Regions from separate parts of the Homo sapiens genome. Here region 1 is linked to region 2. A link is an interaction called in ENCODE POLR2A ChIA-PET data of the cell type or tissue named here. Cell type or tissue: GM12878. All regions are shown on one strand.

What was found. Peaks named below come from ENCODE experiments on the same cell type or tissue, not always from the same donor. Only the 100,000 strongest peaks of a DNase experiment are listed, where the experiment ranks them.
Region 1: POLR2A ChIA-PET joins it to region 2 with 7 read pairs; 1 of 35 experiments calls an interaction of 5 or more read pairs at or near these places.

The regions. Positions count from the first base shown.
Region 1 is chr22:33,080,073-33,088,072 of GRCh38, reverse strand. It overlaps a transcript of LARGE1 not described here. Among named protein-coding and RNA genes, the nearest start is that of LINC01640, 24 kb to the left of the region's middle. In GM12878, no CTCF peak of the experiment used is centred here; a DNase peak (open chromatin) is centred at 4,632.
Region 2 is chr22:33,240,492-33,248,491 of GRCh38, reverse strand. It overlaps a transcript of LARGE1 not described here. Among named protein-coding and RNA genes, the nearest start is that of LARGE1-AS2, 80 kb to the right of the region's middle. In GM12878, no CTCF peak of the experiment used is centred here; DNase peaks (open chromatin) are centred at 501, 4,641 and 6,122; H3K4me3 peaks cover 255 bases; H3K27ac peaks cover 3,251 bases.

The sequences.
Region 1 (8,000 bases), 160 kb after region 2:
TGTTTGTGTGTGTGTGTGTGTTAGGCCTGTGCTGTCCAATACAGTAGCTACTCTGGCTACGTGTGGCTATTAAACACAGTTGATCTATGATTATGTTACTGAGAAATTAAATTTTTATTTTAGTTTATTTTAGTTTATTGAGATAGAGTTTCACTCTGTTGCCCAGGCTGGAGCACAGTGGCACGATCTGGGCTCACTGCAACTTCCACCTCCCGATTCAAGGGATTCTCCTGCCTCAGCCTCCCGAGTAGCTGGGATTACAGGCATGTGCCACCAAGCCCAGCTAATTTTTGTATTTTTAGTAGAGATGGGGTTTCGCCCTGCTGACCAGGCTGATCTCAAACTCCTGGCCGCAGGTGATCCACCTGCCTTGGCCTCCCAAAGTGCTGGGATTACAGATCTGAGCCACCACGCCCGGCCTAAAATTTGTATTATTAATTTAGATTTAAATTTTAAAATGGAAACAATATAAAATACTTTTCTATTAAATTCAACATTATTGTTTTGATTGAACTCTACCTCACTTTAGCCTTTGCATGGCCTCATATAGCAGTGCTGTATACTAATGCACTTTTTGGGTACACATGTTGCTTCCACTATTATGCATAAGTACATCACTGATCCAGTCAGTGTGGATGGATTGATTCAGTTTAAATGTTTTTTTCCTACACAGCAATGCAATATTGTAACATGTATCTTTGAATGTTTTATATTAACAACTCCAATTACTGTGGTAACTATGTGAATCTTAATTGGTAATTAAATTGAAGAACTTGTTATTATTTTAATTATAATACAATTAAATTATTTTTTAGTATAAAAATAAATATGGACAAATTTTTTCTACTTAAAATAATGGAGATGCAGAAATTAATACTATGATTAGAATGGAAAAAAAATAAGAGAGTGGAAGAAAGCATATTGTAAACTTTACAATGAATGACAATTGCAATTTACTTCAGCAGAACAAATCTAAGAGACCCTCTGTTTTGAAAAGAAAAAAAGAAAGAAACAAAACAGAAAGAAAAATGTAATAGACAGTATCGAGACATTTATAGCAAATACTTGGTGAATTTGATAAGTTCCTCCTGAAAAATTAAAAAATGATTAACTGAACTAGCCACCTGGCATCAGAATTAATGTCAAAAAATTTAAATGATTTTTAACAGAATCCAAGCTTGTAGTAAGGAAAAGACTAAAAATGATATTTTACAAAAAGTGGGGCTGGGTTTGGTGGCTCACGCCTGTAATCCCAGCACTTTGGGAGGCCAAGGCAGGCTGATCACAAGGTCAGGAGATCGAGACCATCCTGGCCAATATGGTGAAACCCTGTCTCTACTAAAAATGCAAAAATTAGCTGGGTGTGGTGGCATGCGCCTGTAATCCCAGCTACTGGGAAGGCTGCGGCAGGAGAATAGCTTGAACCCGGGAGGCAGAGGTTGCAATGAGCCAAGATCACGCCGCTGCACTCTAGCCTGGTGACAGAGAGAGACTCTGTCTCAAAAAAAAAAAAAAAAAAAAAAGTAGAAGAACTTCAATTATGCCACCAAACAATTGTCCATATAATTGAAGACTTTTCTAACAATATCAAAGGTAAATTTATTCAAATATGAATAAATTGAAAGGACTTCATTTTAGCTTTAAATGAGTTGAGAATAATAGAGACACTACCCAACCTGGGGGCAGGTTGTCTCAAAATGCTTGCAAATTTAGAAGACAAAAATCTGTTATCAACCCATGACCTAAAATATGGAACTCGTAGCAAAGTTATTTTAAACTCTTTTATATCTGCCAAAGAATAATTTTACTTAGATGTGGGAAATAAAATTTTTCTATCATGGTGGATGGTGTTCAAACTATTTTAGATTTTTTTTAAAAATCCAAATTTATTGGAATTTAAAACAACAGACTGATACTATCTTTATTGCTTCATTTCACTAAGTACTATGAAAATATTTGTACTCTGAAGCATATTTTTCCGAAGCATATTCTGTGAAAGGCCTCATGTGCACAGGTGTTAAAATTCTTCAGTATATACATATAAAAGTTGTGAATTACTGCCAGTTATGGATCTATTGAACAAAATAGAAGACAATTAACTTAACAATCTTGTGATATTTGCTAGTGTTCATCAGTTGTGTGGTGGAACAGTTATACAAAAATTTACTGTATTATTAACTCCATTTGCTTGAAGCAAAATTCACCAAATCAAAGACAAAAAATGACATTGTGATTTACATTCCTAGACAATATCACACTCATATAAACAAGCTAAATTTGAAGTTTCATGGAACGAAAAGGTTTATTTGTGACTCAGCAAGACCAGTATGAGAATTTGCTGAAATTATAATTTTCATTATACAAATCAACAATAATTATATTACACATTTTTCTAATGTGAATTAATATGCAGAAGATTGTAATTGACAGTATTATGTACATTGGCTGCAAAAATGACAAGACAAATTTGAAGAACATTGTATTGATATTAGTAAATTTAGAGCTGCTTTCCAATTTTTGCAATACCCTTTTGAACCCAATGTTGATACTGAGTTGACATAAGAGTTAGTGAATTTACTGTGGACAGACATGATTTTGAAATGAATATGCTTTGGCTTCAAAGCATATTCAAAGTCAAATTGATTGTTCTAAAATGATGAGCCAGTTTTGTCAATATAGATTTAAAAATTAAATGAAAATGATGCTTTGATATTCCATTCTGTTTTTAGAAAACTTTTAAGTTTGTTTCAAACAGCTTGAGCATGTGATTCTACTGTTTATTTTTTTATTTTTCTTTGAGACGGAGTCTCGCTCTGTCACCCAAGCTAGAGTGCAGTGGCGCGATCTCGGCTCACTGCAATCTTCGCTTCCCGGGTTCAAGTGATTCTCCTGCCTCAGCCTCCCGAGCAGCTGGGACTACAGGTGCCCGCCACCACACCCAGTTAATTTTTGTATTTTTAGTAGAGACGGGGTTTTGCCATGTTGGCAAGGCAGGTCTCGAACTCCTGACCTCAGGTGATCCACCCTCCTTGGCCTCCCAAAGTGCTGGGATTACAGGTGTGAGCCACTGTGCCTGGCCAATTCTACTGTTTTTGAGAATATGCTTTATAAAATCTAAATATAGATAAAATATTTTTGATGAAAATTAGCTTATAAATTAAGATGTGCTGTCAGTGTAAAATACTCACTAGATTTTGAGGATGTTGTTATAATAAAAAGAATGTGAACTATCTAGTTGATAATTTTCCATGTTGATTAGATGTTGAAATGGTAGTATTTGTATATATTGGGTTAAATAAACTACATTATGAACATTAATTTCATCTGTTTCTTTTTACTTTTTAATGTGGTTGCTAGAAAATTTAAAATTACATATGTGGCTTACATTATATTTCTGTTTGTTTGTTTTGTTTTTTTTGAGACCAGGTCTCACTCTGTTGCCCAGACTGAAGTGCAGTGTTGCTATCATGGCTCACTGCAGCCTCAACCTCTTGGGGTTCAAGCAATCCTCCCACCTCAGCTCCCAAGTAGCTGGGACTACAGGTGTGAGCCACCACACCAGGCTTTTTTTTTTTTTCGAGAGACAAGGTCTCACTATGTTGTCCAGGCTGGTCTCAAACTCCTGGGCTCAAGCCATCCTCCCACCTTGGTCTCCCAAAGTGTTGAGATTAAAGGCATGAGCCACTGTGCCTGACCTTGCATTATATTTCTATCAGACAGCAATGAGGGTATAGACATCAATAAGACCTAGTTCCTTCCTTCAAGCAGAAAACTAAACACAGAAACAGCCAATCATAAAACATTATGGAAGTCAAGGGATGGAATTCAAAGATGCTGAAGAAGTATCAGAGAGTGTACCTAACTCAGCTTGGGGAAACCAAGGAGGACTTCTTTGAGGAGGCGATAACTGAATTTGATCTTAAAAGAGGAGTAGAGATTAAATAAATAAGAAAAAATAAACATGACTTTCCAATGGAATGGTCATTTTCAACAATGGGCTATAGGAGTGAAGTAGCAAACTCATGTGGGAGACAAAAAGCAGTTCTGGTTTACTGGGGTGTAAAGTGTAAGGAAGATATGGCTGGAGATCAGGCTGAAGAGGCAAATTAGATCATGAGGGGCCTGGTAGATTGTGCTAAGATTGGGACTTATTCTATAGGTGACAGCTAAGGGTTTTAAGTAGAGCACTCAGGCAGTAAACCCTGTAAACTCTTGCTGGGAGGTTTTCCTTTCCCAATCTGTTTCACTGTGGAAGTGGGAGTACTGATCATTTTCATTGCTTGATTGAACTGAGTCAGTGGCAGGGACCTTTCTCAAGAGATGACCTCTTACATTGTGTGGCAGCTGGTTTCGTGTCACTAGAGACAGTCCTCCCTCATTCAACACACTTCGAACTCACAAAGCTGATTAATTTAGCCTTAAATCTCAGCATTTATTTATTCCACTGATCACTATCTGATATATTATATATTTTTTCATGGTTCAGACTTTCCCCTACTGAAATGTAAGCTGAGTGAAACAGAGACTCTGTCAGTTCATGACTATATCCTTAGAGACTTTCATATAGCAAGTGCTCAGTGAGTACTTTTGAACAAATAATCACATTAGATAAGATAGTGACACCTACTGACAATGTGTAGTATTGTAATCTAGCTCTACTGCACTCTGTAATTACTTGGATATGACACCTAAGGAAGACAAATTCCATCAGCAGGGAGTCCCTATCTCTGAATGATGCTGACTTAACTGGCCCAAAATTACAACAAGTGAAAAGTCAAGGAAGGCAAATGCATACCTAGAAAATTATGGCAGCCTAGCATAGTGAAAGAACAGAGACTTGAGACTCACATTGACATGGGTTTTCCTCCCCACCTCAGGTATTTACTTGCTGTGTGACACTGGGCAAAGTAATTCACATCTCTAAGCCTTAATTTCCCCATTCATAAGAAAAGGCAATAAAACCAACAGTGTTTTGATATTAGAAATGATATATTTAGAGTGTCTACTGTAAATGGTAGTTTATTATTTTTATTTTTATTTTTATTTTGAGACGGAGTCTTCACTGTGTCACCCAGGCTGGAGTGCAGTGGCATGATCTCAGCTCACTGCAAGCTCCGCCTCCCGGGTTCACACCATTCTCCTGCCTCAGCCTCCCAAGTAGCTGGGACTACAGGTGCCCGCCACCACGCCCGGCTAATTTTTTGTATTTTTAGTAGAGATGGGGTTTCACCGTGTTAGCCAGGATGGTCTCGATCTCCTGACCTCATGATCCACCCACCTCAGCCTCCCAAGGTAGTTTATTAAGTATTAGTTTCTGTATAAGGCTTTATGGAGGGGAGGGAACTTGTCTGTTGCTAACTATCTCTCCTTCATTGTGGTCCGGAAGGAGCTTTGAAATCATTCCCATGCATTTGGTTTTTCAGAGAAGGTATTTCTCTGCTCATTTCATTGCAGGCCATTTCCTGGCCTTGCACAGTGAGTGAATAAGTAAATGCGTAGATTGCTCAGACTTCTGAGATCAGAAACCTTTCTCAGGAGGTTTTCCAGGCACAAGAAAATCAATAGCAGATGTCAAGCAGCTTCAAAGCTGATTACCTTGAAATGAATGGTCACACCTCCTTTCCAGCCAGGTCTCCATCTTTCTCTTGTTCAAGGGTCAGCTGCAATACATTAGATCCCTAATTAAGAAAGAAGATGATCAGCAAATGACTCCTCTGAGCAGAATACTAAACAACCGGAAGGGTCTTGGAACAGATCTGCTGGCATCTGCACAGAGGAAGAACATGTAGATAGAATTGAAGCTGCCTTAATTGGTAGTGGTGTAGGGATTGTATTTCACTGCTCTGCTGGGAGTAATAAAGGCCGACATTATAATCAGTGCGGCAGTAGAGAAATGGAAACTTAGAATCTGAGCTGCTCTGCTATTCAACTAGAGCCAGTGAAAAGGAAATGGATACTCTTGGCTGGTTGAAAATGTAGAGCCTCCACCAAATAATTAAAATACCCTTGGCAGGGTAAAACTAGACCCTACACCTAATAATAATAATAATAACAACGACAATAACAACAATATTATCTATGGAGTGAAGCTGACCTCGATTTAAATTCTTTGTCTATTACCCATTTAGCCTAAAGCATATTGCTTAGCCTCCCTGAATCTCCCTGAATCTTATCATTTATAAAATGGGATCATGGAAAATGTTAAATAATTAATCTATCATAACTGGCAGAATTCCCAGCACAGAGAAAGCTTGCAGACAATGAAAATCTCTTTCTCCCCTCCCTTTCCCTATGTGCTATTCAAAGTGTCTTTATATTTGTCAGATGTTCCCAGTCTAGGTTCTGGATAGACATGAGGGTAGAAGGCTACAAAACCTCTGGTATTTTATGCAAAATGTCATATGAATGTGGTCTTTTCTGATGAGCATGTCCATAGTTTTCAGCAGATTCTCAAAAAGGGTTAATCTCTCAAAAAGTTTGAAAAAATCCCTGGTATATTTTATCTTTCTTTTATGACTTGGCCTCTGCTTCCCCCTGCACCCGTATTGCCTACTGTTTTCTTCCTCATCACTGTATTCCAGCTACTCTGACTCCCTTTATTCCTCAAAGATGCCATGCTCATTCCTGCCTCAGTCTTTTACTTATCATTCTTTCTCCTCCCTACGTCTTCACATGCAAAACTTAGCTCACAGGTTACTTCTGGAGATGGTCCTTCCCTGACATCCTAATCCAAAGAATCTTCTCCAGTTACTTTCTATTGTATCAGTATTAATCTGTTCAGGCAGCTATAGATTGCTGCATAGACTGGGTGATTTAAACAATAGACATTTATTTCTCACAGTTCTGGAGGCTGGGAAGTCCAAGATCAAGGTGCCAGCTAATTCAGTTCCTGGTTAACGTTCTCTTCCTGACTAGTAGATGGCCACTTTCTCATTATGCTGTCACATGGCAAAGAGAGAGTGATTACCTTCAAAAGGCCCTATGTCCACATACCTCACACTGGGGAATAGGGATCCAACATATGAATTCTGAGGCAAAACAGTTCAGTCCAGAACTGTGTGCCAATTACTACAAGAGTGGATGGATGGATGGATGGATGGATGGATGGATGGATGGATGGAAGACAGATGGATGAACGGATGAGCAGATGGATAGATGGATGGATGGATGACTTTTGAGTGCATCCCTGTAAGGCATAGAAGAAAAGTTTCTTTTCCCATTTTACAGATGGGTAAACTGAACCGAGGTTCAGTGCCTCAGAAAAGGCTTATGGACAGCAGTTAAGAGTATTCTCTGGAGCTAACTGCCTGAATTCAAATCCCAGCTTTACCACTTATAAATTATGTAACTTTGGGCAAGTTACTTAATCTCTCTGTTCTTCAGTGTCCTCATCTGCAAAATGCTGCTAATAATTATATATGATATTAGTCATTAGAGCTGTTCACCAGTATTCTGATTCTTCCACTTCTAGGCACATAAGCCATGTGTTCCATGCCCACGTGAAGTTAGGTCTGGATATCAAATGTGAGCTGAAGTGTCTGTGTCATCCCCTTGTGGAAACTTTTAAGAGCTAATGTGAGATTTGCCCTTTCCTGTTCTCTGACATAAAATCTGAAACATTCTGTATGAAGGTCATTTTCTTAGCCTGCATCCTGGGGTGAAGACAGAGTGGAACGGAATTCCCATGAACCTACAACGAACAAAGAGCACGAGTGAGAAACAAACTACTGAGATCTGGTGGTTGTTTGTTATCACAGCATAACCTAGCTAAGCTTGACAAATACACATATATACCAACTTACTGAGCTCTTGTAAGAATTAAATGAGGTGATGCAAGTAACATGATTCAAAAACATCTGGCACATAGTAGACACTACATAAGTGCTTGCAATAATTATTACTCAGTGAATGTCGAAGCTAAGACTAAAACTCATGTTTCCTGGGGCTATAATTATAAAACAAATTTTACTGCACTTTTTAATTCTTAAATCTACAAAGGA
Region 2 (8,000 bases):
TCACGTGTTGGCTCACGCCTATAATCCCAGCACTTTGGGAGGCTGAGGTGGGTGGATCATGGTCAGGAAGTCAGGAGTTCAAGACCAGCCTGGCCAAGATGGTGAAACCCCCTCTCTACTAAAAATACACAAAAAAATTAGCTAGGTGTGGTGGCACGCACCTGTGGTCCTAGCTACTCAGGAGGCTGAGGCAGGAAAATTGCTTGAACCTGGGAGGCAGAGGTTGCAGTGAGCCGAGAACACACCACTGCACTTCAGCCTGGGTGACAGAGCAAGACTCCATCTCAAAAAAATAAAAAAAATGTCTACAAGTGTTGGGGAAGGTGGCGTATGGAAACTCTCTGTATCTTTCTCTCTGAATTTTGCTGTGAACCTAAAACTGCTCTTAAAAAATAAAGACTTGAAAAAAGAAGAAATCAGATTGAGTCATGAGTCAAACCTCAGTTATGAGGTTCCAATCTTGGCAAAAGGAAATGGCAAGAGTGAGTACTATTGTTAAATTTGTCAAGAGTCAAATTTATCTGTGATTCAGGGTAAATTCCCTGGTCCAGGGTTGGAGGCTTTCAGAAGAAAGAGAAACCTAGTCAGAATTTCTAGAATAGTGTTTCTCAGTTCCTCAGCATTTCCAGACCAGCTCACGGGCATCTGTTTCAGGCAAGGCACCAGTCAGGTTATCTATGTCTAGCTTGATAATGAATAGCTTGAGATATATGTCCGGGCTCCACAATCAGTACACTGCCTTGTTCTTTATCCCATCAATATTGGAAGATTCCCATTCATACTTATAAGAACATTTAGATAATTATTGATATTCAAATGAAACATTGACGCAAAAAGAATAGATTTATCACTGAAGATTATTGTCCATATTTCATTAGACATAAACACAGAACATGCAACGTTTTAGCTTTCAGCTAATCTTTCAACTTGAAAGATGAATATCAATCAATTCTTTGGTTGAATGTGTCTCTGGAAAATATTTTTACGTGATCTGTGGCAGCATTTGGATGTGATTTTTCAAACATCATCAATAATATATCATTAGTTTCTTTCACTGACAAAGGAAGAAAATTATCAGCTGTAATGATTGACAAATTTATTCACGGCTTGGTCTTCTTAAGACATTCTAATATTGTGTCCTGAATATTATAAATTATACTCCTTTAGCTCTGAAATGATAGATTCAGTTTATTCTAGATACTGACTACAATTTTGAAACATATCAATCCATTCTAAGTAATTGAAGTAATTAAATCACAAAGAAATATTTCCTTTTTATGCCTCACTTTTTTTAAAAAAGAACATTTTGGTTTTGTTTTTTTTTAATGAATCACTCTGTGCAACTTTAAAAGTAGAGTTTTATATTCACTGACCTTTTCTTAACATACCACACTGAAAAGATACAACACACACACACACACACACACACACACACACACACACATACTGGCTGCAGTTCTCTCATAGTAAAAATTTTCACAGTGTCTTTCAACCTTAGATCAAGATTGTGAGACATATTGTTGGCTACTGATTATTCTCTGTGAATAAAATGCTAGAAAAAATTTATGTGTACTGTTGGCATAGATCCCAGCACATTTTGTGCTGTTCTTCTCATGGCTCACAAAATCACTTTAATTTTTTAAAAGGCTTTTCTTGTGCCACAGGCTTTCAGTGATAAAAAGTTGTTGACCACACTCTATGTCATATATACATTACACGTATTTGAGAAATTGATTCATACTCCGCCTATCAGTGGTTTAATCCAAATGTAAAGCACAATATGTGCTGGAAATTCATGCTTAATAATTTCTCTTCAGTTTTTAAAAGTTGTTATTTATTTATTTTTTAGATGGAGTCTCGCTCTGGCACCCAAGCTGGAGTGCAGTGGTGCGATCTCGGCTCACTGCAACCTCCACCTCTTGGGTTCAATCTATTCTCTGGCCCCAATCTCCTGAGAAGCTGGGATTACAGGTGCGCACCACCACGCCTGGCTAATTTTTGTATTTTTGGTGGAGACAGGGTTTTGCCACGTTGGCCAGACTGGTCTCGAACTCCTGGCCTCAGGTGATCCATCCCGCTCAGCCTCCCAAAGTGCTAGGATTAAAGGGGTGAGCCACCGCGCCTGGCCACTTTACTTTGTAAAATCACTGACAGTACATAATATCCCAAAGTGTTACTTGATTAAGGAATTTGGCAAAATTTCCATAAAAGCTTTGACTAGTATGGTGGGGTTTTCAGCAATAGTGTGATTTGTACATGTTTTGAATGATGTCTCTGCAGTGTTGGACTCTTCTACACTTGAACATAAAATTCTCATATCACCCTAAAAAGCATTATTTGGTGGAAGGACTTGAGGAAAGAACTTTACTGGATGTCCAAAGAGGTTGCTATTTTATTTTAAAATGGTGCATTTCTATGGCTACAGCAGTATTTGCAAGGTTTCAAGCTTGACAGTTCCTTGAGCAGCAGAAGCCATGAATTGCAAGTTTAATAAAATACATTTTAAGATATTTCATATTATCTTTTTATTGACACTTCTCATTTTTTTGGATGAATTCTGTTTGTTTGTTTGTTTTTGTTTTTGAGATGGAGTCTCGTTCTGTTGCCCAGGCTGGAGTGCAGTGGCGCAATCTCAGCTCACTGCAACCTCCGCCTCCCAGGTTCAAGTGATTCTCCTGCCTCAGCCTCCCAAATAGCTGGGACTACAGGCATGCACCACCACGCCTGGCTAATTTTTGTATTTTTGATGGAGACAGGGTTTTGCCACATTGGCCAGACTGGTCTCGAACTCCAGACCTCAGGTGATCTGTGCACCTCAGCCTCCCAAAGTGCTGGGATTACAGGCATGGGCCACCATGCCCGGCCAAGAGCAGAGCTTTCAAAAGACGTTTGAAATAGCATCAAGATCCTGAGGCATTTTTTTAAACTGTAAGGAGATGAAACATGGCTTCACCAGTACAATCCTGAAGACAAAGCACAATCAAACTAATGGCTACCAAGAGGTAGAAATGGTCCAGTCAAAGCAAAAGCAGATCATTCAAGAGCAAATATCTTGGCAACAGTTTTTTGGGATGCTCAAGGCACTTTGCTTGTTGAATTTTGGAGGACGACAGTGTGATCATATCTGCTTATTATGGGAGTGTTTTGAAAAAGCCAAAACTCTAGCAGAAAAACACCCAGGAAAGCTCCACGAGAGAGTCATTCTCCAACACAACAGTGCTCTTGCCCATTCCTCTCATTAAACAAGGGCAATTTTGCAAGGGTTTCAATGAGAAATCATTAGACAACCACCTTGCTGTCCTGATTTGGCTCCTTCTGACTTCTTTTTGTTTCCTAATCTTAAAAAATCTTTAAAGGGCATTCAGTTTAGTTAATAATGAGAAAAGATGGCATTGACAAGTTAAATTCCCAGGACCCTCAGTTCTCCAGGGATGGACTAAATGGCTGGTTTCATTGCTTACACAAGTGTCTTGAACTTGATGGAGCTTATGTTGAGAAATAAAATTTATATTTTTTATTTTTATCTTTTAATTTTATTTTTCCACAAACTTTTTAAAGTCCACTTGTATGAAGACTTGGTGGGGCATTTTGAGGGCAGGGGCTGTTGTTTTTGCCACTGTTCAAGTTGTTGGAGTTGTTATCCACTTCCCCTCCCCCTCCTTACGTACACTCCATGATTAGAAGCATCCTGGTGATCACTAAGAGCTCCGCCACTTCAACATCCTTTCTTGTAATTATTTCATGAATGGATCAGATTTTAGACACGATGATTTACGCCATCAGTTGAAGATCCTTAGCTGTAGCAGGTCAAGATGATGACAGATGGCATAGTTGATTTCTAACTGCCTACAGAGACTAATGTATATCTTTTCTTTGAAGACCCTAAAAGCATATCTGGTGCTCATGTTCAAAGGGGCTTAGGTTGTCCTGCAAAGTGCTTCTTCCAGGGACTCCCTTCCACTTTGATCCAAACAAGCTGAATTTTGGATAAAATGGGGCTAAAGAATGGAGTTCAGGGAGCATAAAAAGTCAGAGGCTTGGATTCATGTTTCAGCTCTCTTCTAAAAAGTTGCTTAGCCTTTTTGAGACTCAGTTTCCTCATCTGCACAATGGGGATGGTCATCTTTGCTTAGCTTATTAGAATTTGTGACAATAATTGAACTAGACAGTGAATATGAAAAGACTTTAAAAACTATAGGCCGGGCGCGGTGGCTCATGTCTGTAATCCCAGCACTTTGGGAGGCCGAAGTGGGCGGATCACGAGGTCAGGAGATCGAGACCATCCTGGTTAACATGGTGAAGCCCCGTCTCTACTAAAAATACAAAAAAAAAAAAATTAGCTGGGCTTGGTGGCGGGTGCCTGTAATCCCAGCTATTTGGGAGGCTGAGGCAGGAGAATGGCATGAACCCAGGAGGCGGAGCTTACAGTGAGCCGAGATCGCGCCACTGCACTCCAGCCTGGGCGACAGAGCAAGACTCCGCCTCAAAACAAAACAAAACAAAACAAAAAACTGTAAACCACCACACAAAGTGAAATGACCACATTATTTACTATTGGAATGATGATACCTACACTTTTGCCTGGAGTGGGTTTCAGGACTTTTATTGAGAATGGGCTCCATGGGTAAGTCCCTAACGCCAATGAATGCTTGGCTGATTTTACTACTTTCAGAATAAAAAAAGGTGACCTGAAAACTCTTTATGCATGACTCAACACTTTCATGTCTAAATATTTATCCAAAAGAAATAAGAACATATGCCCACAAAAAAATATTAGCACATGAATGCTCATAGAAGGCCTGTTCAGGAAAGCCTGAAACTGGAAACAACCCAACTGTCCAACAACAAATGAACGGATAGAGAAATGTTGGTATATTTATGAAGTGAAATTCTACTCAGCAATAAAAGGAAAAAATTACTGATACACATAAAATGGATGACTCTCACAGGCATTACATTTACAGAAAAATTGCCTGACATTAAAGACTACAAAGTATATAATTCCAAGGAATATTTGATGTTCTAGAATAGACAAAACTAATCATTGGTGACAGAAATCAAATAAGTGGTTGTCAGAATGGTGATTGGGTTGGGGAATATTGATTAAAAAGAGAAGCAAAGGAACTTTCTGAGGTGATAAAAAATGTTTTATATCTTGATAGTGGTAGAAGTTAAATAGATGTGTACATGTGTCAAAACGCATCAAACTGTACACTTAAAATATACATAAATTATATCTAAATAAAGTTTTACTTAAAAGTATGTTTTGATATAAAGCTTTATTTAAAGTTTTCAATGGTTATTGTTAATTCTGTCTTGTTATGGGTTGAATTAGCTCTACTGCCCCCCATGCAAATTCATATGCTGAAGTCCTAACCCTTGCTACCTCAGAATGTGACTATTTGTAAATGGAGTCATTGTAGATGGAATTAGATGAGTTTAGATGAGGTCATCCTGGAGAAAGGTGAGCACTCAATCCAATGTGACTGATGTCCTTATAGAAAGGGGAAATTCAGACAAATAGAGACACACACAGGGAAAATGCCATGTGGAGAGGAAGGCAGAGATGGAGGTGATGCTTGTACTAGGCAAAAATGTCAAAGATTGCCAGCAAACCACCAGAAGCTGGTGTAGAAACATGGGGCAGGCTGTTCTTCACAGTCTTCAAATGGAACCAAACCTATGTGACATCTCAGACTTCGAGGCTCCAGAACTGTGAGACAATACTTTTCTGTTGATATGCCACCAGTTGTGGTACTTTGTTACAGCAGCCCTAGCAAACTCATACATGTCCCTAGAGTTTAGTTCTCACTTTCACTAACTGCTCAACTCAACTATGTTAATTGAGCACCCTCAAGACCCTGTGAGAAAAACATAAATAAAAATTGTCCTCCTTGGATAACATATATATGAAAAAAACGGAAAGAAAAGCTTAGTTCTGTTAGTTCCCAGCAGGAGTGCTGAGATCGTGTCCATATGAACCAAAATTGTATAAAATAGCTTTAAAAAGTACAGAGCCAACATAATCACCTAACAGTGTGCAATTCTCAGTCTATCTAGCAATAGACTGAGAATGTGTCACTCAGCCAACACATTTCTGTTCTAGTTTAAGAAATCTACTTGGGGAAGTGCATTAAGACTAGAAGATTGATAGGTGCATATAAATTGAATTTGGTTAAGGGATATTTTTAACAAGTTCTGGGAGCAGAATGAATCACCTCTCTCCACCAGAGGTACATAACTGCCCTGAGGTCATTAGTGATTCAGGGTTCCCACCTGCTAAGAGTATTCTATGAACATACTGACAGTCTACTTACTATTCATTCTTTATCTTTAAAATTTTATTTTTAATTGAAAAAATAATATTTTAAATATATTTATTGGGCACAATGTGATGTTTTGATATATGTTTACAATGTGAAATGATTAAATCAGGCTAGTCAACATATTCACTACCTCACATACTTATTTTTCTATGGTGAAAACATTTAAGATCTACTTTTAGCAATTTTGAATTATGTAATGCATTATTAATTATAGTCACCATTCTGTGAAATAGATCACTAAAGCTGATTCCTCTTGTCTAAATGAAACTTTCTACCCTTTGATGGACAGCTATGCTTTCCCCATCCTCTCCCGTCCCCCAGCCCTTGGTAACCATCATCCTACTCTCTACTTGTAGGAGTTCAACTTGTTTAGATTTTGTGAGTGAGAACATGTGGTATTTGCCTTTAGAGTCCTCTAGGTTTATCCATATTGTGTTAAATGACAGGATTCCCTGCCTTTTTAAGGCTGAATAGTATTTCATTGTAATATATATACATACACACACACATATACACACACATATATATACATATATACATATATGTACATAGATACATATATATGTACATATATACACACACATATACACACATATATACACATATATACATATACATATATACACATATATGTACATATATATAACTTTTTTTCATTTATCCATTCACTTAATACATATGATGGAGGGCTTTATATATGCCAGGCTCTGTGATGAATGCTGGAAATTCAATAGTGAGAAAGACTCAGTCTCTGCCTCCAAAGAGCATCATGGGCTAGGTGCTGCAACGAGGAATTGCCAACTGTTGTCATGAGAGCACAGAGAAGGGACTCAACCAGCCTTGAAGAATCAGGGGAGGCTTCTAAGCTAATGGTGTGTGCCTGGGGATCACATTGTTTCAAGCAGCAGTAACAGGATGTGCTCAGGTCCAGATGTGAGAGAGAGAGAGAGCATATGTCTTCAAGAAACTAACAGTAGCTCCCTATAGCTGAAGCAGGAGTACAAAATAGTGAGTTTAAGTGATGAGGCAAGAGATATGAAGAAGCTTGACCATGCAGCTACACCGGGCAGCATGCCCTCTGAGACATCTCATGGAAGCCGGAAATGGGAGTGCCTTGATACCAAGCCAGAGAAATTATAATACTAAGTAGATAGACTGAGCAGCACTCCTCCTGGGAAGAATGAGACAAGCCCTGAATTTGGAGGTAAGTTGTGGATTGGTGATTAGAGGAGAGGTAACAGGCACCAAAGCAAGAAATAGTATTGATGCAAAGCTGAGGTTAATTGGATGACAAAATGAAGAGCATAAGGGGCTCAGACACAGACTGAGCAGAAAACGAGTAGCATCTGAACCTAGATTGAGTTACTAATGGATGAGAAAGAGTTCTTAAAGTTGATGACCACGGGATCCATATATAAGAATGTCCAATCTCCCCAAATTGATCCACGAGTTCAGTGCAATGCCAATCAAAATCCCACTAACAAGTTTATTTTAAAATGTAAATGAAAATACAAAATTTTTAAAAAGCAAAGCAATATTGAAAACCCAGGAAAAATTAGGAGGACTTACACAACCTGATCTCAAAACTTACCATTATCAAGACAGAGTGTTATTGACACAAGGAGAGACAAATAGATAAACGGAATGTGGTAGTCTGGAGATGCACCCACATGT